Linked DNA regions of Homo sapiens: region 2 is linked to region 1. Evidence: chromatin loops called from intact Hi-C (ENCODE). Cell type or tissue: mammary epithelial cell. All regions are shown on one strand. Each heading gives the region's core, and the rest is flanking DNA. Links, peaks and the distances in the headings are about the cores only. Region 1 holds the start of GHR (growth hormone receptor). Region 2 overlaps GHR (growth hormone receptor).

Region 1 (16,906 bases), core at 1-8,000:
AATGTACAATCAAGGGCATCTTGTTCAAGGCAGAGGAGGGTGGAACCCTATAGTGGATGAAAAACTGCTCCAAGAGTAGGCAAAAGGGGATTCGGCAAGGAGGATAATATTTGTTTTCAAGTATGGTAAACACAGGGAAAAGAGACTAGATTCATTGTGGTCAGCTGCTGAAGGATAGGCAAGTGGATGGAAGAAAATGTTGATTCAGTATAAGAACTTTCTAGAAATGAATCTTTCCTAGAATGGACTGACCAATGAAAAAGGGAGATTTCCAACTGATTATTTCCAATAAGAGATAGACTAGACCATTTTCACAGATAGAGGTTCATGCACCAGATAATTACCTCTAAAGTAATTATCATCTTAAGTAATTCTTTTATGGGACATATTATTTATATTATCTGTTTCAGGTTGAAAAAAATTACTTGCCAGAAAGACATTCTGTACTGTCTTGTTTACACAATTGGCTGAGGGATGACTCCAGTCTTACCAAACTTCGATTCTTATCAATTGAAGATTGAAAAGGTGATTAGGAGATTTGAATGCTCATAATATTTAAATAATTACCACAGAAATTATAGGGTTCTTTTTAAAGAAGAAAAAGTATTGGCTTGTATGGACACACATAAACACATTAAGAAATATAAGTTATTTTCATTACTGACATACTTTTTAAAAATTGCTCTTTAAAAGCAAACCAAATTCCCATAGTTGTGCAATTTGCCAGTGGTACGACCTGAGAAGTGTAATCTTCAGGTTAGCAGATTTAAAAAACATAATCCATGCTTTTTTCACTAAGCTAAACAATTTACTGTCCCACTTTCTCACTACGTCACTCACATTTATCTTTACATTAACATTGCTCACCAGGAGATAGCCAAAGAAGGCTAGCCAAGTTGGACCAACTGCAAGATTTGTTTCCCTGCTGCAAGATTTGCTTCATGCACTTGGAAGAAGCACGCTGCAACTGTGGCTCCATTTATTATATTATGCTATAAACATTATGTCCTGAGCTAACAAGATACTCAACATGACAATCCCATAGGTTACCAAGCACTGTAAACATCTGTTTAAGCAGGCGCCAGAGATAGCATACAGGAGGCCTCTAGTATCCATTTTAAAGTGGTTTATGATGTGGAGTCTGCTGTTTAAAAACTAATAATAAAAAACATGGGCCCAAAGCCTGGCTAAAACAAATTTTTGTGAGCACAGTTATGTTCATTTTGAAAAAAGAATGCACTCATCTCGTCACTTTGTCATTGCATTTATAGACTTTCATTTCACACCTTTGCCCATTAAGTGTTGGCTTTCCATGGGCTTCAGGAGACCATAACTATAATTTCACTGTGATATATTTACTCCAATAAAAAAAAGCTAAATGTTGACACACCAACTTTCCTTAGATTAATGCAAAACAAAAAGTTTATAAGGGTGGAAGAAGATGATGAGAGACGGGACAACCTCTTTAAGCTACACATGATGTCTTCCAAAGGTCTTTAGGCCAAAACACATCCTTCCAGCTCCATCCAAAGGCCCAGAAGGGAAGCTGTAGATAGCTGAAGACTCCTTGAAATCTAATCTGGAAACACTGAGCTTTGCTTTTCTCAAAAGGAAAAAGAGCTCCCAATCACTGAATAAATAGAATCAACAATCCTGTCTGCTGCATCAATTTTGTTTCTATCCAGCATTTTAATTTCTGGAAAGGTTTCAACATTTATCATCAGAAAAAAGACACTTCTAGGGTGATTCAGGTGGAAACTAGCCTGGAACACCAGTTGCTCAGGAAACAGAGCCTGACCTGCCACAATATCCCATGTCTGCAAGAAAAGATGAGTGTCTTCCCAGGCACACACACCAGGGAGCCTGAATACCTCTGAAACCAGCCAGTCCCTGGACTGTGGACAGCAGCACCCTGAAAATTTCAAATTCATAGCTCCAACCTGTGTCTGTCTCCGAAGTTCTGTACTCACACATATTACACATCCCTTAGACCTCCCAAACGCCCTCCCATGCAGTTCTCCTGAGAACTCCCCAAAACCTCACTTCCAGTCCTCAGCCACTCAGGGCAATGCGTTTAGTTATTTTAAAGCCCTTAATACTTAATCCTATGCAGAAACTACTCTGACTTCCCAACACTTTGGCCTTCCGTTACCTTTCTCTGTCCCTTCCAAGGTCTCCTGGCGGCACAAACAGACAGGCGGCACCTCTGTGGCCTCTTCCACCCTGCACACCCTACTGGCTCAGGCGCCGACACGCCTCCCCAGGCGCACACTCGCGCGCGCACACACAGCGCACACGTACACTCATTCAGGACACACAGTCCGCGCCAGACCGAGAGCCCCCGCAGCTCGGTCTCAGCAGGCATCCCCTCGGGCTATATATAAAGCACTCGCCCCAAATAGACTTCCCCACGCACTCGCAAGTGCCCTGCCCCGCACCCTCTGCGCCGCCAGCGCCCTCTCCCTAGACACGCGGCCACCCCATTGACCCGCAGCCTCTGGCAGTTCTGTCAAAACTTTAAGCCTGGTTGATTTTACAACCACTAGTGTGTCAAAAGCTGGGGGAGGTCGGCTCGCCACAATTTCCACTTACCCCAGTTCATGCGGACTGGTGGCTGTCACTCTACTGACCCCAGTTCCATCGGTGCCAACGTGCGGCTGCGGCCCGCACAAACGCGCAAAAGACCGCGCGCTCTGCGCGCTGTGTCCACGCGCACAGCTCGACCTCCCCAGTCTCTCCAGTCGCGCTGCCGGGGATTCTTCCCCGCGCAACAGCAGCAGCCTCGGCAGTTCCTGCCGCAGCCAGGCAGATGATGGCAAACAGAAACACACTAGCAAAACTTTTATGACTTTAACAAAACTGTCTCCGGAGTAAACCCCTCCACGTACACTACTCGCGGGCCAGAGCAGACGCCAGAGTGTGATGGTTCGTCTGTCGCCCGCAACTCCCTGCCGCCCTCACCAACTTCCAGACACACACACACACACACACACACACACACACACACACACACACACACTAGATTGGGTTACAACAACCCACCAGCAGAAAACAACTTCTTCGCAAGGAGGAGGGGAGCACAGCCAAGTCATCCGGAATAAAAAATTATCCGTGTAAATATATAAGACAGATCCTCCCGTTTTCATAAACAACTAGAGTCCCAGGGTTCACCCTCAGGCCCCCTGGCACAACAGGAGGAAAATAAAGCCAGACTCCCGGAGCCCCACTCCAGTACCTCCGAGCTTCGCCTCTGATCAGAGAGCGCGGGTTCGCGTCTGCGCTGGGGCCAATGGTGCCGGGGCCTCCGGCCCGCGTGGCCCCAGCCCGGGGTCCCCGCCGCCGCCCGGGCTCAGCAGCAGCCGCCGCCGCCACCGCCACTGTAGCAGCTGCTGCTGCCGCTGCCGCCGCCGCCGCCGCTCCCTAGCCCTCCTCCTCTTCCCATGGCTGCGCCCTGCTTGGCAGCTCGCGGGCTGTCAGGCTTGGGGAGGAGAGAGGGGGCGGGGTGAAACGGGAAGGGAGGATGGGAGGGCAGGGGTGGGAAAAGGCGGCCACCGTTCACCAGGGGTCACGCCGCGCCTGGCCCGCAGTCCCCCAGATCCAGGTTGCAGAAGCGAAGGCGAAGCGGACGTTCAAGGAGGCCAGTTCGAGAACTGCTGCGGAGAGGCCGAGTGCCGCCCGGGCCAAGCATTCCGAGTTGCTGGGATGAAGTCTTCCCGGCGAGGAGCTGGAGTTGGTGCGTGTCACTCTCAACTGAGCTGCGCGGCTCCTCCTAGAGGAAAATATTGGTAGTTGCAATACACTTCCTTCCTCTCCGCCTGCCCGTTCCAAATGAAAGCAGGACCTACAAGAGCGTTAAGTGCAGTCCACAGACTCAAAGAAACACTTACAAAAAGGTTAGCTATCTCCAGGAATGAGAGGAAGATCAGCGAGATACCTTGGAAAGCGTGTTTAGCCATCCAAATATTGCCTTTCCATCAACAATCAAGTTCCAAACTCCTGCTCACTGGGGCACAGTGAAAAGATAGTTAAAACTACGAAGGACTTTATTGTGGAGGTTAGAAGACGGAGACAGAGAGAATGAGTAATTTACCAAGGACACTCAGCATGTTAGCAGAGAGGTATCTGCTAGAGGACAGGGATGCAGGGAGAGCAGACACAGGCCCCAGCCTGAAGTTCCTGAGCCAGGAAAAGGGTTTTAACTCTGCCTCACGCTGGACATAGCTCATCTGTCAAATGCGAGCCCTGCCTACTTCATTCACAAGAAGTTGTAAAAGTGTTGCAGAAAGTTAAAGTTGTGCATAAGCATGTCATTTTTGTACAGCATCAAACCCCAAGTCACTATATGCTTTTCTGAGTAGAGAGTACAAAAATCTAGCTCCAGGTTGTCTCAGATCTGAAGGAGTAGCTAGTCATGCAATCTTTCCACTATTTACTGACGGTCAATTGTAATGTCACTTACTTATAAGCTTCTAACAGCTTTGGCTTACTAAAGACTTTTTTTTTTTAACAGAGCTCCCAGACACAAACCCAAGTTTATACCCAGAAAGAAATGTTTAAACAACTTAAAGGAACCAAGTTTCTTTTCTTTAGAATAAAATATCTATAGGGCTTTGAAGTAGTACACGGGAGCCAAGACTTGAGAAGGAACAGAGGACCAAAGACTCTGGGATAGCAGATATCACATAAGATACCCCTATTTTCAAAGGAATCAGATAAGTGAAAAACTGTTCCTTAGAATGCTTTCAGAAGCTCAGCTGTGGCTCAAATACCCCAGCTGTTCCAGACAGACACCTAGAATGAACGAAAAAGGAAAGATTCTGGAAGGGGCGTGTTTTATCATGGGGTGGGATGGTTATTGATCCTGAACTGCTCTTGTTCTATGGCATCTAAAAATAAGGAGGCATTTAGTTCCCCTAAGACTCTTCCCCAAACCATTGATTTCTGGGGCTTCATACTTTGCTGGAGCAATAGTGGTGCTTGGCTGTGTCTGGAGCTTTTAAAAGGGGAGGTACCCATATAGAGAAACTTGGGAAAGTAAAAGATTAGGGCACAGTCAAGAAAAACTCCTGCTGGGTGGTCCATACCTGCCAAGCTGGCTGACAGGGTAGTCCTGGCAGGAGTAGAGACCAGACAGGCCTCAAATGCTGACTCCACGCCTGTCTGAAATGACCTTCCAAGTTGGACCTTCTTCAGAGCCTGGCACTACCAACCTCTCTGTTTATATCCTCTCTGTGCCTTCTCATCCTTTGCCCTTCTTCCCTGAGCTAGAGAATCTTGATCTAGTTTAGGAGGTGCCAGACGGAGTCATAAAAGATATTCTAAATTCTATTGTTTATGCTCTGAGATGAGCTCAGGGCCATACTTAAAAAAATAAGAATTGACTTCTTTTTTTTTTTAAATCTGGGTTCAGCAATATCCTCCATTCTGTGTGCCATGAAACTAGACTACTCTGGCTGCTGCTCTGTCTTTGATTTTTAAAAAGTCATCATGCACAGAAAACATAGGAAAAGACACCTCAGTTAATACTATAGAACTAGATATAAACCTGCAACTGACATGAAGGGCAGTCTTTATTTTTAAGCCTCGTAAGTAAAGGTCCTTCAATCTCATATATGACCAGGTATTGGTCCATAGTAGTATGTGCCTCTTTATATATTCCAAATTGTGAGGGAAAATGTAGCAGGTATTGAGTTGATTAATTTGTTATAAGTTAAGGCATGCCAGAGCACATTTACCTTCTGAAGAATGAAACTGCATTTGCTCATGGTTTCCACTCTGCTTGGAAGATCCTACTTTGTCCACCCAGAGAAATCCTTCTTAATCTTAAAGTTCCAATCAATTGTTTACTTTCTCTCTGAAGGTCTTCCTGACTATTCCCCAGGGTGGAATTAATTAATTCTCCCTGTATCAGCACCTTTATAGGCCTTTATATCTTCTTTTATTAAATATTGCAGTTTTGTTGACATGTCTGCTTTTCTCATTAATTAAGAGATTTCTGAGGGAGAAACTATATATTCTTAATATCTGTACCTGCAATGTCTAGGTTAGTGCCCAGTATTTACAGAGTTTATAAAGCGTCCAATAAATAATCAAATTGAATGAAAAGTTGTATCTCTTGGATTTATATCTCTAACCCAGATCTCTCCACAGAGCTCCAGGCTAACAACTGGGTATCTCCATTTGGATGTCTAACAGACCTCTGAAACTTGACATGTCCACATCTGAACTCTGGTTCTTTCTCCTTAAACATACTCCAATCACAGTGGGTGACATTTCCATCTCAGTAGATGGCAACTACTTCCTGCCAGTTACCCAGGCCACAAACCTTTGAAATCATCCTTACTTCTTCTCTGCCAATCACATTCCACATTCAAAACTCTGTCTATTTTCTTGGAGAGGTCCAGAGACACCTGGTCTGAACCACCAGAATTTCTCAGATTACTGCAGTAGTCTCTCAACTCAACTGGTCTGCTTGCTTTGACAAACCCCACCCCTAATCCCCAACCAACACCAACAACAACCCAAAGTATAAATTCAGTTGCCATAGTCATTCCTTTTAAAATTAATATCATGTCATTCCTCAGCTCAAAACCCTCCAATGGTTCCCCATTCAAATCAGAATAAAATTCAAAATGGCCCATGAGACCCTACGTGAGCTATGTACCTTTGCCCCACACCTCATCTCCCATGAATTTCCCCATCACTGGGTCATCCATTCTGCTCCCAGCACACCGGCCTCCCTGCTGTTTCTTAAGCAGGCCAGGCAGACTCCTAACTTGAAGGCTTTTTGCTGGCTTTTCTCTCTGATTTAAACACACTTCCACAAATATTCATTTGCTTCCTCCTACAGTTCCTTGAAGTCTTTACTCAGATATTGGCTAACTTATCTTGTCCAACCTATTTTACCTTATTATGGCCTTACCTTATTATGGCCCACCCTTCCCCAGTCTTTTATACATCCCCAGTAGGGCTTAGCAAAAAATATAAACTGCCTTGAAGACAATAGAAACAATTAGAAAATAATTCTGATTATATATATTCAAGTGCAGATATCTAGGTCAGATCGCCATCTCCCCAAACCATAAAACACCACAGTATAAACTTCCTAAATCTACAGTTATCTGAGGTTAGAGCATGGCTTTAGTCACTCTGTTGTACTATAAAATGCCAAAGCTTCTTCTCAAAACAAAACAAAAGAGGCCAAAACACTTAAAGTAGCATTTTATAGCTGTTTTGTTTTATAGCATTTGTAGTTGAAGAACATAGGATTGTTAGTCAGGAGCCTTGGGATCCTGTGTGGGTCCTCTGTGATTTTGGGTAAATTAGTTACTAATCTCACAATGACTCCATTTCTTGGCCTATAGAAGGAAGGGGTTGCTCTCTGAGATCATTCAGCTGTAAAATAAAGTATTAGATTGATATTTGTAAATCAAATTATGATATCAAACATTTGTGATAAATTCTAAATTTATTTGAATAATATTTGACCAAATGTCCGGGTACCATGCCCTAGCAAAGTTGACACATTGAGATGGTTAATTTTATGTGTCAATTTTGCTAGACCATGGTACCCAGATATTTGGTCAAATATTATTTTAGATTTTTTTGGCAAAGGCATTTTTATGGTAAGATTAACATTTAAATCAATAGACTTTGAGTAAATCATATTGCTCTACATAATGTAGGTGGGCCTCAATCGATCAGTTGAAGGCATTAAGAGAAAAAAACTGACCTATCCCAAAGAAGAGAAAATTCTGTCAGCAGGCAGCCTTTGGATTCAAACTGCATATCAACTATTCCCTAAATCTGTAACCAATTTACCCTGTAGATTTTTGACTTTTCAGTTTTCACAATTATGTGAGCAAATTTCTCAAAATAAGTCTCTGTATATATATCTCATGAATATGACATATATATATATATATATATCTCATGAATATGACATATATATATATATATATCTCCCTGATTAATACAATATTTACTGGTAAAATTAATAAGATTCTAATAAAATATTATCCCTTTAATGAATTTTTTTTAAACTAACACTGAATTCCCATTCACCATGTTCTTTCATTCATACAAATGTTGGTGAGCCTACACTATGACAGACTTCGTTCTAAAAACTTAGCATGCATCAGGGAACAAAATTTATACCACATATCTACAAAGATGCTGCCCTCATGGGGCTTGCATTCTAGTTAGGAGAGACAATGAACAATAAACATAATAAGTAAATCACTGAAGTGCTGATTAAAGAAAACCATAGCAGGGTAAGAGGCTCAAGAATGTCAGGTAGCAGGTACAAGAGTGCTGAGAATTCCTTCCTTGCCCAGGACTCAGCATATCATGGAATTGAGCATGTGATGCTTGTGAGCACACTGTGAGAGCTCTTTGACTAGGGTACTCTCTTTATCTTAGTCCCCTAGTTCCATCCCACAACTGCCTTGGGTGAGGATGGCAAGGGAATCATGAAGAGAAAAAAATGACTTAGGGAAGTATTTATTGCTTTCCCCCTATATTGGAAGGTAACAGGGAAAATGTTATTTCATGATCTGGGTATTCTTAGCCAAAATTTATGAGGAGGTCCCAGAGCCAGGTGAAAGCTTAAAATTGCCATTTATTGGAAAACAACCTAAGATGGCCAAATAGGAACAGCTCTCATCAGCAGCTCCCAGCGTGACTGATGCAGAAGACGGGTGATTTCTGCATTTCCAACTGAGGTACCTGGTTCATCTCATTGGGACTGGTTGGACAGTGGGTGCAGCCCAGAGAGAATAAGCTGAAGCAGGGTGGGGCGTCGCTTCACCCGGGAAGAGCAAGGGGTTGGGGAATTTCCCTTTCTTAGCCAAGGGAAGCAGTGACAGTCTGTACCTGGAGGAATGGTACACTTCTGCCCAAATACTTCACTTTTCCCTCAGTTTTCACAACCAGCAGACGAGGAAGTTCCTTCCTGTGCCTGGCTCAGCAGGTCCCACACCCACAGAGCCTTGCTCACTGCTAGTGCAGCAGTCCAACATCAAACTACGAGGTGGTAGCCTGGCTGGAGGAGAGACGTCAGCCATTGCTGAGGCTTGAGTAGGTAAAGAAAGTGGCTGGGAAGCTTGAACTGGGTGGAGCCCACCGCAGCTCAACGAGGCCTGCTTGCCTCTGTAGACTCCAACTCTGGGGGCAGGGCATAGCTGAACAAAAGGCAGCAGAAACTTCTGCAGACTTAAATGGCCCTGTCTGACAGCTCTGAAGAGAGCAGTGGTTCTCCCAGCATGGTGTTTGAACTCTGAGAAAGGACAGACTGCCTCCTCAAGTGGGTCCCTGACCCCCGTGTAGCCTAACTGGGAGACACCTCCCAGTAGGGGCTGACAGACACCTCATACAGGCAGGTGCCCCTCTGGGATGAAGCTTCCAGAGGAAGGATCAGGCAGCAATATTTGCTGTTCTGCAGCCTCTGCTGGTGATACCCAGGCAAAGAGTTTCTGGAGTAGACCTCCAGCAAATTCCAACAGACCTGCAGCTGAGGGACCTGACTGGTAGAAGAAAAACTAACAAAAAGAAAGGAATAGCATCAACATCAACAAAAAGCACATCCACACCAAAACCCCATCTGTAGTCACCAACATCAAAGACCAAAGGTAGATAAAACCACAAAGATGGGGAGAAACCAGAGCAGAGAAGCTGAAAATTCTAAAAACCCGAGCGCCTCTTCTCCTCCAAAGGATTGCAGCTCCTTGCCAGCAACAGAACAAAGCTGGATGGAGAATGACTTTGATGAGTTGACAGAAGTAGGCTTCAGAAGGTCAGTAATAACAAACTTCTCCGAGCTAAAGGACGATGTTTGAACCCATCATGAGGAAACTAAAAACCTTGAAAACAGATGAGACGAATGGCTAACTAGAATAAACAGTGTAAAGAAGACCTTAAATGACCTCATGGAGCTGAAAAACATCGCATGAGAACTATATGATGCATGCATAAGTTTCAGTAGCCAATTTGATCAAGTGGAAGAAAAGGTTTCAGTGATTGAAGATCAAATTAATGAAATGAAGTGAGAAGAGAAGTTTAGAGAAAAAAGAGTAAAAAGAAATGAACAAAGCCTCCAAGAAATATGGGACTATGTGAAAAGACCAAACCTACGTCTTATTGGTGTACCTGAAACTGATGGGGAGAATGGAGCCAAATTGGAAAACACTCTTCAGGATATTATCCAGGAGAACTTCCCCAACCTAGCAAGGCAGGCCAACATTCAAATTCAGGAAATACAGAGAACACCACAAAGATAATCCTCAAGAAGAGCAACCCCAAGACACATAATCATCAGATTCACCAAGGTTGAAATGAAGGAAAAAATGTTAAGGGCAGCCAAAGAGAAAAGTAGGGTCACCCACAAAGGGAAGCCCATCAGACTAACAGTGGATCTCTTGGCAGAAAGAGATCTCTACAGATCCCTCTCTACAAGAGATCTTTACAGATCCCTCTCTACAAGAGATCTTTACAGATCCCTCTCTACAAGAGATCTTTACAGATCCCTCTCTACAAGCCAGAAGAGAGGGGGGCCAACATTCAACATTCTTAAGGAAAAGAATTTTCAAACCAGAATCTCATATCCAGCCAAACTAAGCTTCATAAATGAAGGAGAAATAAAATCCTTTACAGACAAGCAAAGGCTGAGAGATTTACCCACCACCAGGCCTGTCTTACAAGAGCTCCTGAAGGAAGCACTAAACATGGAAAGGAAAAACTGATACCAGCCACTGCAAAAACATGCCAAATTGTAAAGACCATCAACGTGAAGAATAAACTGCATCAAGTAACGGGCAAAATAACCAGCTAACATCATAATGATGGGATCAAGTTCACACATAACAATATTAACCTTAAATGTAAATGGGCTAGATGCCCTAATTAAAAGACATAGACTGGCAAATTGGATAAAGAGTCAAGACCCAACAGTGTGCTGCATTCAGGAGACCCATCTCACATGCAGAGGCTCACATAGACTCAAAATAAAGGGATGGAGGAAGATCTACCAAGCAAATGGAAAACAAAAAAAGGCAGGGGTTGCAATCCTAGTTTCTGATAAAACAGACATTAAACCAACAAAGATCAAAAGAGACAAAGAAGGCCATTACATAATGGTAAAGGGATCAATTCAACAAGAAGAGCTAACTATCCTAAATATATATGCACCCAATACAGGAGCACCCAGATTCATAAAGCAAGTCCCTAGAGACCTACGAAGAGACTTAGACTCCCACACAATAATAATGGCAGACTTTAACATCCCACGGTCAATATTAGACAGATCAACAAGATAGAAGGTTAACAAGAATGTCCAGGAATTGAACTCAGCTCTGTACCAAGCAGACCTAATAGGCATCTACAGAATTCTCCACCCCAAATCAACAGAATATACATTCTTCTCAGCACCACATCACACTTATTCCAAAATTAACTACATAGTTGGAAGTAAAGCACTTGTCAGCGAATGTAAAAGAACAAAAATAACAACAAACTGTTTCTCAGACCACAGAGCAATCAAATTAGAACTCAGGATTAAGAAACTCAGTCAAAACTGCACAACTACCTGGGAACGGAACAACCTGCCCCTGAATGACTACTGGGTAAATAATAAAATGAAGGCAGAAATAAAGATGTTCTTTGAAATCAATGAGAACAAAGACACAATGTACCAGAATCTCTAGGACACATTTAAAGCAGTGTGTAGAGGGAAATTTAAAGCACTGAATGCCCACAAGAGAAAGCAGGAAAGATCTAAAATCAATACCCTAACATCACAATTAAAAGAACTAGAGAAGCAAGAGCAAACAAATTCAAAAGCTAGCAGAAAGCAAGAAATAACTAAGATCACAGCAGAACTGAAGGAGACAGAGACACAAAAAACTCTTCAAAAAATCAATGACTCCAGGAGCTGGTTCTTTTGAAAAGATAACAAAATTGATAGACTGCTAGCAAGAATAATAAAGAAGAAAAGAGAGAAGAATCAAATAGACACAATAAAAAATGATAAAGGGGATATCACCACTGATCCCACAGAAATACAGACTAACATCAGAGAATACTATAAACTCCTCTATGCAAATACACTAGAAAATCTAGAAGAAATGCATAAATTCCTGTGCACATACACACTCCCAAGACTAAACCAGGAAGAAGCTGAATCCCTGAATAAACCAATAACAGGCTCTGAAATGGAGGCAATAATTAAGAGCCCAACAACCAAAAAAAGTCCAGGACCAGATAGATTCACAGCCGATTTCTACCAGAGGTACAAAGAGGAGCTGATACCATTCCTTCTGAAATTATTCCAATCAATAGAAAAAGAAGGAATCCTCCCTAACTCATTTTATGAGGCCAGCATCATCCTGATACCAAATCCTGGCAGAGACACAACAAAAAAAGACAATTTTAGACCATTCTCCCTGATGAACATCGATGCAACAATCCTCAATAAAATACTGGCAAACTGAATCCAGCAGCACATCAAAAAGCTTATTCACCAAGATCAAGTTGGCTTCATCCCTGGGATGCAAGGCTGGTTCAATATATGCAAATCAATAAACATAATCTAGCATATAAACAGAACCAACTACAAAAACCACATGATTATCTCAATAGATGCAGAAAAGGCCTTTGACAAAATTGAACAGCCCTTCATGCTAAAAACTCTCAATAAACTAGGTATTGATGGAAGGTATCTCAAAATAATAAGAGCTATTTGTGACAAGACCACAGCCAACATCATAAAGAATGGGCAAAAACTGGAAGCATTCCCTTTGAAAACTGGCACAAGACAAGGATGCCCTCTCTCACCACTCCTATTCAACATAGCGTTGGAAGTTCTGGCCAGGGCAATCAGGCAAGAGAAAGAAATAAAGGGTATTCAGTTAGGAAATGAGGAAGTCAAATTGTCCCCATTTGCAGATGACATGATTGTATATTTAGAAAACCCCATCATCTCAGCCCAAAATCTCCTTAAGCTGATAAGCAACTTCAGCAAAGCCTCAGGATATAAAATCAATGTGCAAAAATCACAAGCATTCCTACACAACAATAACAGACAAACAGAGAGCCAAATCATGAGTGAACTCCCATTCACAATTACTACAAAGAGAATAAAACACCTAGGAATCCAACTTACAAGGGATGTGAAGGACCTCTTCAAGGAGAACTACAAACCGCTGCTCAATGAAATAAAAGAGGACACAAACAAATGGAAGAACATTCCATGCCCATGGATAGGAAGAATCAATATCATGAAAATGGCCATACTGCCCAAGGTAATTTATAGATTTAATGCCATCCCCATCGAGCTACCAATGACTTTCTTCATAGAACTGGAAAAAACTACTTTAAAGTTCATATGGAACCAAAAAAGAGCCCTCATTGCCAAGACAATCCTAAGCAAAAAGAACAAAGCTGGAGCCATCACATTACCTGACTTCAAACTATACTACAAGGCTACAGTAACCAAAACAGCATGGTATTGGTACCAAAACAGGTGTATAGACCAATGGAACAGAGCAGAGCCCTCAGAAATAACACCACACTTCTACAACCATCTGATCTTTGACAAACCTGTGAAAAACAAGCAATGGGGAAAGGATTCCCTATTTAGTAAATGGTGCTGGGAAAACTGGCTAGCCATATATAGAAAGCTGAAACTGGATCCCTTTCTTACACCTTATACAAAAATTAAATCAAGATGGATTAAAGAGTTAAATGTTAGACCTAAAACCATAAAAACCCTACAAGAAAACCTAGGCAATACCATTCAGGACATAGGCATGGGCAAGGACTTCATGACTAAAACACCAAAAGCAATGTCAACAAAAGCCAAAATTAGCAAATGGGATCTAATTAAGCTAAACAGTTTTTGCACAGCAAAAGAAACTACCATCAGAGTTAGCTAGGCAACCTACATGAATGGGAGAAATATTTTGCAATCTACCCATCTGACAAAGGGCTAATATCCAGAATCTACAAAGAACTTAAACAAATTTACAAGAAAAAATGAAACAACCCCATCAAAAAGTGGGCAAAGTATAAGAACAGACACTTTTCAAAAGAAGACATTTATGCAGCCAACAGACACATGAAAAAATGCTCATCACCACTGGTTATCAGAGAAACACAAATCAAAACCACAGTGAGGTACCATCTCACGCCAGTTAGAATGGTGATCATTAAAAAGTCACGAAACAACAGATGCTGGAGAGGATGTAGAGAAATAGGAACACTGTTATACTGTTGGTGGGAGTGTAAACTAGTTCAACTGTTGTGGAAGACAGTGTGGTGATTCCTCAAGGATCTAGAACTAGAAATACCATTTGACCCAGCCATCCCATTACTGGGTATATACCCAAAGGATTATAAATCATGCTGCTATAAAGACACATGCACACGTATGTTTACTGCGGCACTGTTCACAGTAGCAAAGACTTGGAACCAGTCCAAATGTCCATCAGTGATAGACTGGATTAAGAAAATGTGGCACATCTACAACATGGAATACTATGCAGCCATAAAAATGGATGAATTCATGTCCTTTGAAGGAACATGGATGAAGCTGGAAACCATTCTGAGCAAACTATAGCAATGACAGAAAACCAAACACCACATATTCTCACTCATAGGTGGGAATTGAACAATGAGAACACTTGGACACAGGGTGGGGAACATCACACACTGGTGCCTGTCATGGGGTAGGGGCATGGGGGAGGGATAGCATTAGGAGAAATACCTAATGTAAATGATGAGTTAATGGGTGCAGCAAACCAACATGGTACATGTATACCTATGTAACAAACCTGCACGTTGTGCACATGTACCCTAGAACTTAAAGTATAATTAAAAAAGCAAAAACAAACGAACAAAAATTACCATTTATTTTATGAATTTCAAAAAATAGGTATTTCAATTCAGAGTTTATAAAAACTCAAAGGAATAAATAAAACTGATCTCCTTTATGCTCTTTAGTGGATTCACCCACAGGAAAGTTACAGGCCAGGGATATGCCAGATTATGTACAGCCACCTGGTAGAGAGGAACAAAATCAAACAGGTCTCAAAAGAGACTCATGAATAAACATTCCCCTTTAAATAATTTAAGTGTGGAGATTTTTAAAAATTGACATTATTTTCTTTACCTTCTCACCAAATGCAAAAGCCTGTTTAAAAAACCCATCTGATAGACAATCATCTATCAAAGATGATGAAACAATTAGAAACATTGAGATGATTTCTGCTTTCTGAATAATTGTACTGATGAGTAACCCACTAATTCCCTCACTGGGCAGCATGACTGCATTATTTGTTAAAAATATGTTACTAAGAATTTGCTATTCTATTATTTGTACCTGATTCTATCTCTCATAGGGAAAAAATTAGCAATTTAAATTTGTTTGTTTCATGAGACACACTTACATGTCATACTGCCAGTTACCTCTTCTCCAGACCAAACACACACAGGTGTTTTCACTACTTCTCATTGACATGAGAAGTCAATGAGACTTGCTGACCCTACACCATCCTGGGCTACCTCCTTGGTGTGTGCTCCAGTTTATCAAACTCCTTCATAAATTGCTGTTCCCGGTATCAAATTCAATTCCATTGTGGTCACCACAAGATAGAGGAAGACCATAAGCTTTCAGCTAGGTGCCATAGAGTAATGAAATGACAGAAGCCCTGGAGTCTGTTAGATGTGGTGGGATCCCAGTTCCAAACAACCTATGCTACTTATTCAGCCTACACTCCCAGGAAGTAAATTCAGGCACCTCAGTGTGATAAAGGGATGTCTATCCCTTCTTTCATTTTCCATTTCAATCCTTTCCTACTGCCTATCTTCACATACTGTAGGATTCTTTTCTTTACCTCTATCTTCTTAATTTTTAAAAGAAGTGAAAATATAAAAGCAAAAAAAAGGATATAAATGAGAAAGGAATCTGACCAGGTATGAGAAAGTTTCTCATAACCGCTTTCCTTCATAAAAGGCACACAGATCATTTCCAATTACTAAATGAACTCTCAATGTAACTTGCTAATCAGACTTGACTGAGGGCATCATGGATGCCCAAGAGAAATAACACTGAACCCTTTTGAGCTTGAAAAAAACCCAGCTCTGCCTACTCAATGTCTACCCAGTGAAGCCAGAAAAGGTCAAGTGAGGGTATGAACTACTGGAGAATTTCTGGCTGGAAAAACTCCTTAGGTAGGGTAAGGGCTATATTGAGGAACAAGATGACTAGCAAGGTAATAGCACTTTTCTCCCAGCCACTGGCCCTCTGGAGCACTTTCTGAACCAGGTGTAAGGCTGAGATGTCTAGCCACATAAAAAACAGTGATACCTCTATAAAAGAACTTAAAAGCTAAGTAAAATAGGTTTCAGCTGTTGTAGACAAAAATAAATCAGATTGTCCAAATTTTATTTGCTTCCTAAAATGTGTTTACCATATTTTTTAACACTGTGCAATATTCCAAGCACAAATCACATAAATTATGTAAGGATTTTTTCACAGTAGTCCTGTGAAAAAGGTGTGATTGTCCTTTCTTTTTTAGTAAGAAAGTGGCTTGGAGAAGAAAATCAACTAGACCAAGTCACACAATGAGATTGATATAGTCCAGTGAAACAAGAGCATTCTGTGGACAACTCCATACCTTTTCATGTAGCCATGCTACCATCTTGCTCAATTTGTGTTTTCAAGCCACCACCCTACAAGCATCTGTCTTTGGCAAAATCTTTAAAATTATCTTTCAATATCTAGGAACCAAACTAATGGTAGTGGTAGCAGGGAAGGACATAAGGAAAGTCTATTGCATTTTAGTTCCATCACATGTAGGCCCACTTCTAACATTTGTGGGAGCCACAGCCAGAGGACAAATGAAGCCCGCAT
Region 2 (8,000 bases), core at 1-8,000, 210 kb before region 1:
GTGACAACCTAAGCTATCTGTTGCCTGGACTAAAGCAGAACATAAAAGCAGGGATTCTCAAACGAGGGTCTTTCAGGACGCAAAATTAAGTTTTGTATTTTTTGGTAGAAATACATGGCAATTAAAAGATACACACACACACACACATATATGATATGGAATAAGATGTTAGGTATTTTATTATATATGAAACACTGAATATTTATTTTTAAATTTATTTTTTTTCCAAATTTGGCTGTATAGGCCTTCTCTGGGATTTGAAACATAAACTATTCAAATACAAAATACGCTACCTAGATGAAGGATTTTTCTTATCCTTCCAGAAAAATATACATGAATTTATATAGGAGATAAGTTTTGGTGAATGAGGTGAAGGGGTAAGTAGGGTCAGTGTCCCAGGCAAGTCCTACTCTTCCAGGAGTAGTAATAATAATAGCAGTAGTAGTAACAGCAGCAGCAGCAGTAAAAATAATAAAATACCTAACACCTTATTCCATATCTTCCATATCTACTTTGTGCTAGGAACTTTTCTATGTTCCTACTCGCTCCTCACAATGACCCTTTGAGATAGATGTTAGTATCTCCATTTCGAGATGGATAAATTGAAGCTTGTGGGGTATTAGCAGTATGTTAGGTCATACTTAAGAGACAACTCATGGTTCCCAGCTCCCCAAACCCCAAAGTCCTCATCACATAGCCTGTGGGACCAATTGAAACCAGTAAGAGAGTTTGCCACAACCACTGATAAGAATAAATACCCACAAGACTTTTGCAGGACCTTCTTGTTTGCTTTTCCCACATGAGATAGAAAAGTCCCAAAAGAGAAAATGCATCTACTGCTCTCAGATTTGAGAAGGCAGTTAGGTTACTTATCTGTGTCAGTATTAGTGTTGAGGAAAAGGATGCCAAACTGCCAAACTCAAACACTATGAAATCTATGCTAACACCTCTCCCTCCACACTTCCCTTCTTCAATTGCTCTCAGGTAATTTCTGGAACTTAGTATGATATTCACCTAATAAACATTATTTAAGCTTCTACTTTTTGTAAGGCCCTGGCTAAACCAAGGGTGGAGGAGCAGAGCATATAAAGATGAGAAAGGTTCAGTCCCTGCCCTCAAAGAACTTACAATCTAGAAAGGAAGATACCATGTGTACACAAGCCACTGAAGTTCAATGCAAGAGATGCATAACTTCAAAAGTTTTTGGAATTCACAGAAAGAAAAACTTCTGTCAGAGTAAGGATGGCATCAGGTGTCTCTCCATTTCTCTGAGGATAACCCTGGCAGAGTTTCATGGTAGCAGGTACACAAAACCATATGTGCTGACAACACAGAGCATAGATGGATTTGCTACAAATATTGGCTTTCACAATAATTCAAATTCGGGGTTTTAAATTCTATTTATTAAGGCATAGTAGGAGATAAAAAAAGAAAAAAGGCTGCTTTTCCATGACAGATAAAAATAAAAAGATAACCTGCGGCAGTGAAGACATGAATGACATTTGAGAATATGTCAAGGACTCAGAAATTGTCTCTGAAAATACATCTATTATGATTCTGTGAGGTTTCAGGTTTATGAGTCTTTAAAGTGCACAATTTCCTAAAGAGAGAATCTTTTGTCTTTATTCTTCAGCAAAAATTCAGTGATAGCAGTTAGTTTATAAAAGATCTACAAACTACAATGTCAAGTGTGTTCTCAAACTGGAGCTGTATGGTGCATTGATCCTTCATTAAATAAATATTATGCAATAATGATGACACGTCTCAGACAGTCCAGCTGCAAATAATTGCCCTTTCCATCCATCACCAAGCATTTACAGGTGTTCAGTCTTCATTGGATGGAGTATCTTTAATAATACTGAATGATATGTCCACATTGATTAGCCGATACATTGAATCCTTACTTTACACTATTACAGTCGTGAGCCACACAATGATGTTTTGGTCAATGACAAAGGTGACGTTTCCGTTGCCTCTTCAAACATAACCATAATACCTCTTCAAGCCTCTTTAAACATAACCATAATAATTTTATATGTCATTAGAAATAAAAATTATTTATTTTTTTACACAAGAAAATATGCTCCCTGTAACAGTTTAATATTTATGAATGCAAGCACAAACATACAAACCATTAAATGTATATATCAATGCTGCAAACAGAAATACAGTGCAACCCACATATGTAATTTAAAATTTTCAACTATAGTCTTGTGCTGTATAATGATGTTTTGGTCAACGACAGACTGCATATATGATAGTCGTCCCATACGATTACAATACTATATGTTTACTGTACATTTTCTATGTTTAGATACATAAATACTTACCATTGTGTTACAATTGCTGAGAATATTCAGTACAGTAACATGCTGTATAGATTTGTAGCCTAGGAACAATAGACTATATCATAAAGGCTGGTGTGCAGCAGACTGTACCATCCAGGTTTGTGTGAGTACACTTCATGTTTACACAATGATGAAATTACCTAATTATGCATTTCTTAGAACCTATCCCCACTGTTAAGTGATGCATGACTGTAATTTATTTCAGAAGAGTTTACTATGAAGCAAATTTATAAAGTGAACACTGTATTGTCATTAATGCCAATTATGAAATTGAAGATAACAGGAGACTAAAAGAGGGTAACCAGTACAAACTTGATGATTAGTTCCTTAAAATACTATATTATACTGAGGGGGCAGTATAGTATTTGGGATGCTGAGGGGGGCAGATCACGAGGTCAGGAGTTCGAGACCAGCCTGACCAACACGGTGAAATCCCGTCTCTACTAAAAATAAAAAAAATTTGCCGGGCGTGGTGGTGCACGACTGTAATCCCAGCTACTCAGGAGGCTGAGGCAGGCAAATTGCTTGAACCTGGGAGGCGGAGAGTGCAGTGAGCCGAAATCGCACCACTGCACTCCAGCCCAGGCGACAAAGCGAGACTCCGTCTCAAACAAACAAACAAACAAACAACCATATTATAGCTGCTGGTGGGAATGTAAATTAGTTCAGCCACTGTGGAAAACAGTGTGGAGATTTCTCAAGGAAATTAAAACAGAACTACCATTCAACCTAGCAATCCCATAACTGGGTAGATACCCAAAGAAAAATAAATCATTCTACAAAAAGGACACACGCACTCATATATTCATCACAGGACTATTCATAACAGCAAAAACATAAAATCAACCTAGATGCGCATTGATGGTGGACTGGATAAAGAAAATGTGGTACACGTATACCATGAAAAGCTATGCAGCCATAAAAAAGAACAAAATCATGTCCTTTGCAGCAACATGGATGTATGTGGAAGTCATCATCATAAGTGAATTAACGCAGGAACAGAAAACGAAATACCATATGTTCTTACTTATAAGCAGGAGCTAAACACTGGATAAACATGGGTATAAAGATGGCAACAGTAGACACAGGGGACTACTAGAGTGGTGAAGATTGGGAGCGGGGTGTGAGTTGAAAAACATCAAGTAATATGCTCAATACCTGGGTAAGGGGATTATTTGTACACCAAACCTCAGAGACATGCAATTGACCCATGTAACAAACCTGCACGTGTACCCCCTAAATCTAAAATAAGAGTTGAAAAAAAAGAATTAATTGCTTTGCTGTTTAGAATGGTTTGGCATACTTTTTTTTAGAGGGCCAGAGAGTAAATATTTTAGGTTTGTGGACCTATGCTCTGTGTCTTAGCTACTCCACTCTGCCACTGTAGCCCTAAAGTAAACACAATCTGAAACAAACAGGCATGGGTGTGGTCCAATAAAACTTTATTTACAAAAACAAGCATCTGGTCTGAGGGCCTGTTTGCCAACCCTTGGTTTAAATATTTGTTGACCTAAAGAAAAAAAACACAGAGGTAGCTTACCTTGTACCAGATATTGTGAATTATATGCAAATAAATTTCCTATAAATCATACTATATTTTCAAAAGTCCTTTGAAAGTTGTGTAACATTTTTTCCTAAGTAATAAGTTCTTTGTTTAGCAAATGATCACCTCTTGTTATTTTTGGCTTAAATATATATTACCTTATATTGCATGTATTTGCCATGAGACACACAATTACTTGAACTACTATTTAATGGTAACTACATTTGAACGCTTTGTCAAAGCCATAAATCTTTTTGTAAATGTCTGCTTTCTCAGTGTGTAGGTTAAGTTGTATTAAAGTCTGGTTACACCTAAATAATAAATTCAAGATATTTTCCCAGTGCATAAATGTACATTATTTAAAAAAACTGTTCCCCACTAGGAGGAGCCAGTGTGAACAAAGGGCTTTTCTGGACTTCAGGTATCCTTTCCTGGTGAGAGACTCATGTGTGCAGAAGCTAGGGCTCTCTCGGGAGCAGTGATTAGAGTTGGTTTTGAAGCTGTGGAATTAAGCAGCAAATCAGTGGGCTACAAGCTAGAAGAACTCAAAGGTCACAACCAAAAAGGTCACAACCAACTGTTGGATGCTTTAACTTTCAAGAGTTACTAAAAAGTGTTCACCACCCATTGGGGTCACCCAGGGTGAAAGAATGTTTGTCTTGAATTATCCCTTTAAAAAATGTGTGTTATGCTTTGGCAAAGAAACCATGCTAGAAGTCAGTATATAGAGTGTACATAGGCATACTGAAAATTTAAGTAAGATGCTTAATCATCCTTCTTAGGCTCTAATTTTTTTTTTTTTTTTTTTTTTTTGAAACGGGGTCTCGCTCTGTCGCCCAGGCTGGAGTCCAGTGGTGAGATCTCGGCTCACTGCAAGCTCCGCCTCCCGGGTTCACGCCATTCTCCTGCCTCAGCCTCCCAAGTAGCTGGGACTACAGGCGCCCGCCACCACGCCCGGCTAATTTTTTGTATTTTTAGTAGAGACGGGATTTCACTGTGTTAGCCATGATGGTCTCCATCTCCTGACCTCGTGATCCGCCCACCTCGGCCTCCCAAAGTGCTGGGATTACAGGCATGAGCCACCGCGTCTGGCCTAAAATTTTTTTTACTCACTTCTAAGATTAAGGCTTTTAGAGACCTATGCCCACAAACAGATTTCTAACTATTTTCTTATTGTTTGAGTTCCAAAAGAAATAGAAGACCTCAGTATATGTTTACAACCAGAAGGGACCTGCATTCCAAAGGTTTCATTAATAGTGCCTAAGTCAATGCACAGAGAGAAACAGGTCTCTTGTAAACTAAGTGGTAAATATCTACTTACCACTTATCATTGCTCAGAAAATTGCTTGAAGTTGAAGGGGGATAAAAAAGTTAAGACCAAATATTTCTTTCAAAAAATTCTTACCTCTCAACGATTTTGTGTGAAAACAAAGCAGTATATAATAAAGCACTAACGTGTGAAACTAATGGCAGTCATTATCTGAGTATTTCAGGCTGGAAAAAAGTCACTGCAAAGTCCATATAAGTAAAGACTGTTGTTTTAATTATTAATATAGTTGTATGCTTTAATTAATATTTTACTTACCTAGGGACAGATACAACTCATTGCATTGGCAATATCTTCTTCACTCTCTTGGGCTGTTAAGAGACTTAAGCTGTTTTCTCTGTACCTCCATTTCTTCTTACATAAAGTGCATAATTTAACCTGCCTTTCTCTTATTTCAGAGAACAAGGAAGGGGGATAAATAATAACCCTAGGGTGCTTGGTGTTATCTGGAGATTAGTGCTTATGTGAGTCAGGAAAGGCTGAGCACTAGGTTGGGTACAAGAGAGAGCCAACATAAACACTGTTTCCTTAAAAGGGATTGCAAGAATCTATGTTTACTTACTAAATTGTTTATTGAATAGTTTATAAACAAGTAGACTGTCAATAATTTAATGTCAGCTTCCATGTCAGAACCCAGTATCAAATCTGCTCTCTACTGCTTGTCCAAAGCTCAAGTTTTTTTTTTTTTGTTTTTGGTAACCAATAAAGACTGTGCATTCACTCTAAGATGCCATCTCTGCCAGGACACATTTCCCTTATGTTATACTTAATTTAGTTAAATTATCAGCTAATAAGTTCTTGATGTTGAAAATATCTGATAAAAAAGAATGAAAGCAGAGAGGCAGTGGTGGGCCGCAGGCAGGAGTAGGACTATTTATGATTCCCTTGGCAGTTGAACTGATATGTCCTGCAACGTTATCCAAGACCGACCCATGACACTAGGTCCCTGACCTGAAGGAAAGGTTCTGTGGAAGGCTTTTCGGAAAGGCATAGTATTTATACTCAGCAATAGACAAGATAAAATTCTCCTCCTCTATATCTTTATCACTCTCCTTTCATAAATGACTGCTGAACAGCATGGAGTAAACTCCCTGGTAGCCAAAGAGTACTTAAGATACTGGGGAGGGCTTGGCTTCTGTTTATTTTTTGCAGTGTGTGTGTGTGTGTGTGTGTGCAAAATTCAATAACCATCCGTGAAATACTCAGCATATGTCAAGTATGTAGCAGGTACTGTAGGATATAATGATGTGTAAGATATTGTCCCTATCTTTAGAGATAGTTCAATTTATTAAGGGGGGGTGCAAAAAGCACTACATTTGGTTGAACCAAAAGACATAATGATTTTAGGGTCCAATATAGAGTTGACATGGGCAATTTCATACGGTTCAATTTAATACACATTGGAATAAAATAAGAGCCATAAGAGAATACAATAAATACCACGTAAGCTTACTGTAGGGCCAGATACTATTCTAACTACTTTAAATATATCAACACTTATAATTCTCACAACCATCTTATGAGGTAGGTACTATTAGCATCTTTATTTTAGAGATGAAAAAAAAAAGACAAAGAGATCATAAAATTTAGAGAAGATCATACAGGAAGTAAGCAGTAGAACTGGGTCTTAAACTAAAGCTTACTCCAGAGGCTGAGTACTTAAACTGCGGTGCTACGCTCTCTCTCCTTGCGAGAGAGGAAAAAAAGGCTACAATTCTAAAGCAAAAGCAGAATCCTCTTGTGGGAACTGGGCAAAGCTTTGTGGATAAAGTTGTATTTGAAATATGGCTCACAGGACAAAATCTATGAAGGATTGTTTCAGACTGAGAGGAAAGAAGAGGAAATTACTGGTAAAAGGGTCATTGTAAATGGATATAATGAAGCAAGACTGCAGGGAATATAAACATAGGAGTACATAAGAGAAAAGGGAGATAAGGCTAGAAAAGTGTGTAAGATGAATGCTGTTGAATTTTCTGAATGCCAGGGAGATAAGTTTATTCATAATTTAGAAAAGAGTTTGGAGCTACTATAGATGATTGGGCAGATGAATCACTGAATCAGAGGTAGGCAGGAAGAATTAATCAAGAACAGAGTATGGTGGCTTGGAATAGGGAAAAATAGGAGATAGGAAGAAAAATTAGGAAGCTAGGACAAGAGTCCAGCTAAGAATGTATACGGACCTGGACAAGCAAGATGAAGTTTACTATATTAAATTTTTGTCCTGCAAAAGTTTTTATTGAAGTTAATGTAACTCACAATTGTTTGAATGTTTGTGAACTTCTAGCATTCAAGCAATTCATTTGCTTGCCTATCTAATATGATAATATTTTGGAATCCTTTCAAAACTTGCCTCTGATCTCAGCCATTAATACTCATGTTCAAATGCCTATTTTCATGAAAACTTAGACTAATTTATGCTCCAATAAGCAGTCAATAAAACTTGCTCCAGTTGGATATTCATTTCATTTTGAGGTAAAAATGCTATCAATCACAAAATTTACACTTTTATAGGAATACAAGACAAATTCAGTGAAAAGCAATGACTTTTAAAAATAGGGGAAAAATCTCCCTCAGAAAGATGTGCAATCATCTAATTTTTTTCTCTATATGTGTTTAAGAAAGTCTTACATGTTTGGCCCAACAAATCTTCTGCCAATAAATAATCATGACAGAGAAATAAAATTCTTGAAAAACTACAAAGAACGTGCAACCACAGCACCCTAGTTGAGGTGCCTGTCTTATTTGGGAATACTAAAAATGTTTTGCTTTTCTCTAGGAGATT

Evidence for each region. A loop is a pair of places that touch in the nucleus more often than their neighbours do. Peaks named below come from ENCODE experiments on the same cell type or tissue, not always from the same donor. Only the 100,000 strongest peaks of a DNase experiment are listed, where the experiment ranks them.
Region 2: it touches region 1 in a loop (7-fold over the local background); 5 of 110 quality-filtered maps call a loop at or near these places.

Annotation. Positions count from the first base shown.
Region 1 is chr5:42,410,285-42,427,190 of GRCh38, reverse strand. GHR (growth hormone receptor) reads right to left here and starts at 3,752. Exons shown (of 10, transcript NM_000163.5): 1 at 3,236-3,752. RefSeq lists promoters at 2,130-2,547, 2,712-3,059, 2,712-3,480, 3,678-3,778, 3,388-3,960 and 1 more, cis regulatory regions at 3,583-3,623, 3,961-4,469 and an enhancer at 3,607-3,756. In mammary epithelial cell, for the core only: a CTCF peak has its summit at 3,773 (motif pointing left); a DNase peak (open chromatin) is centred at 3,740; H3K4me3 peaks cover 2,072 bases.
Region 2 is chr5:42,632,914-42,640,913 of GRCh38, reverse strand. All of the region lies in intron 3 of GHR (growth hormone receptor), which reads right to left. Among named protein-coding and RNA genes, the nearest start is that of CCDC152, 120 kb to the left of the region's middle. In mammary epithelial cell, for the core only: a CTCF peak has its summit at 4,283 (motif pointing right); no DNase peak of the experiment used is centred there; H3K27ac peaks cover 255 bases.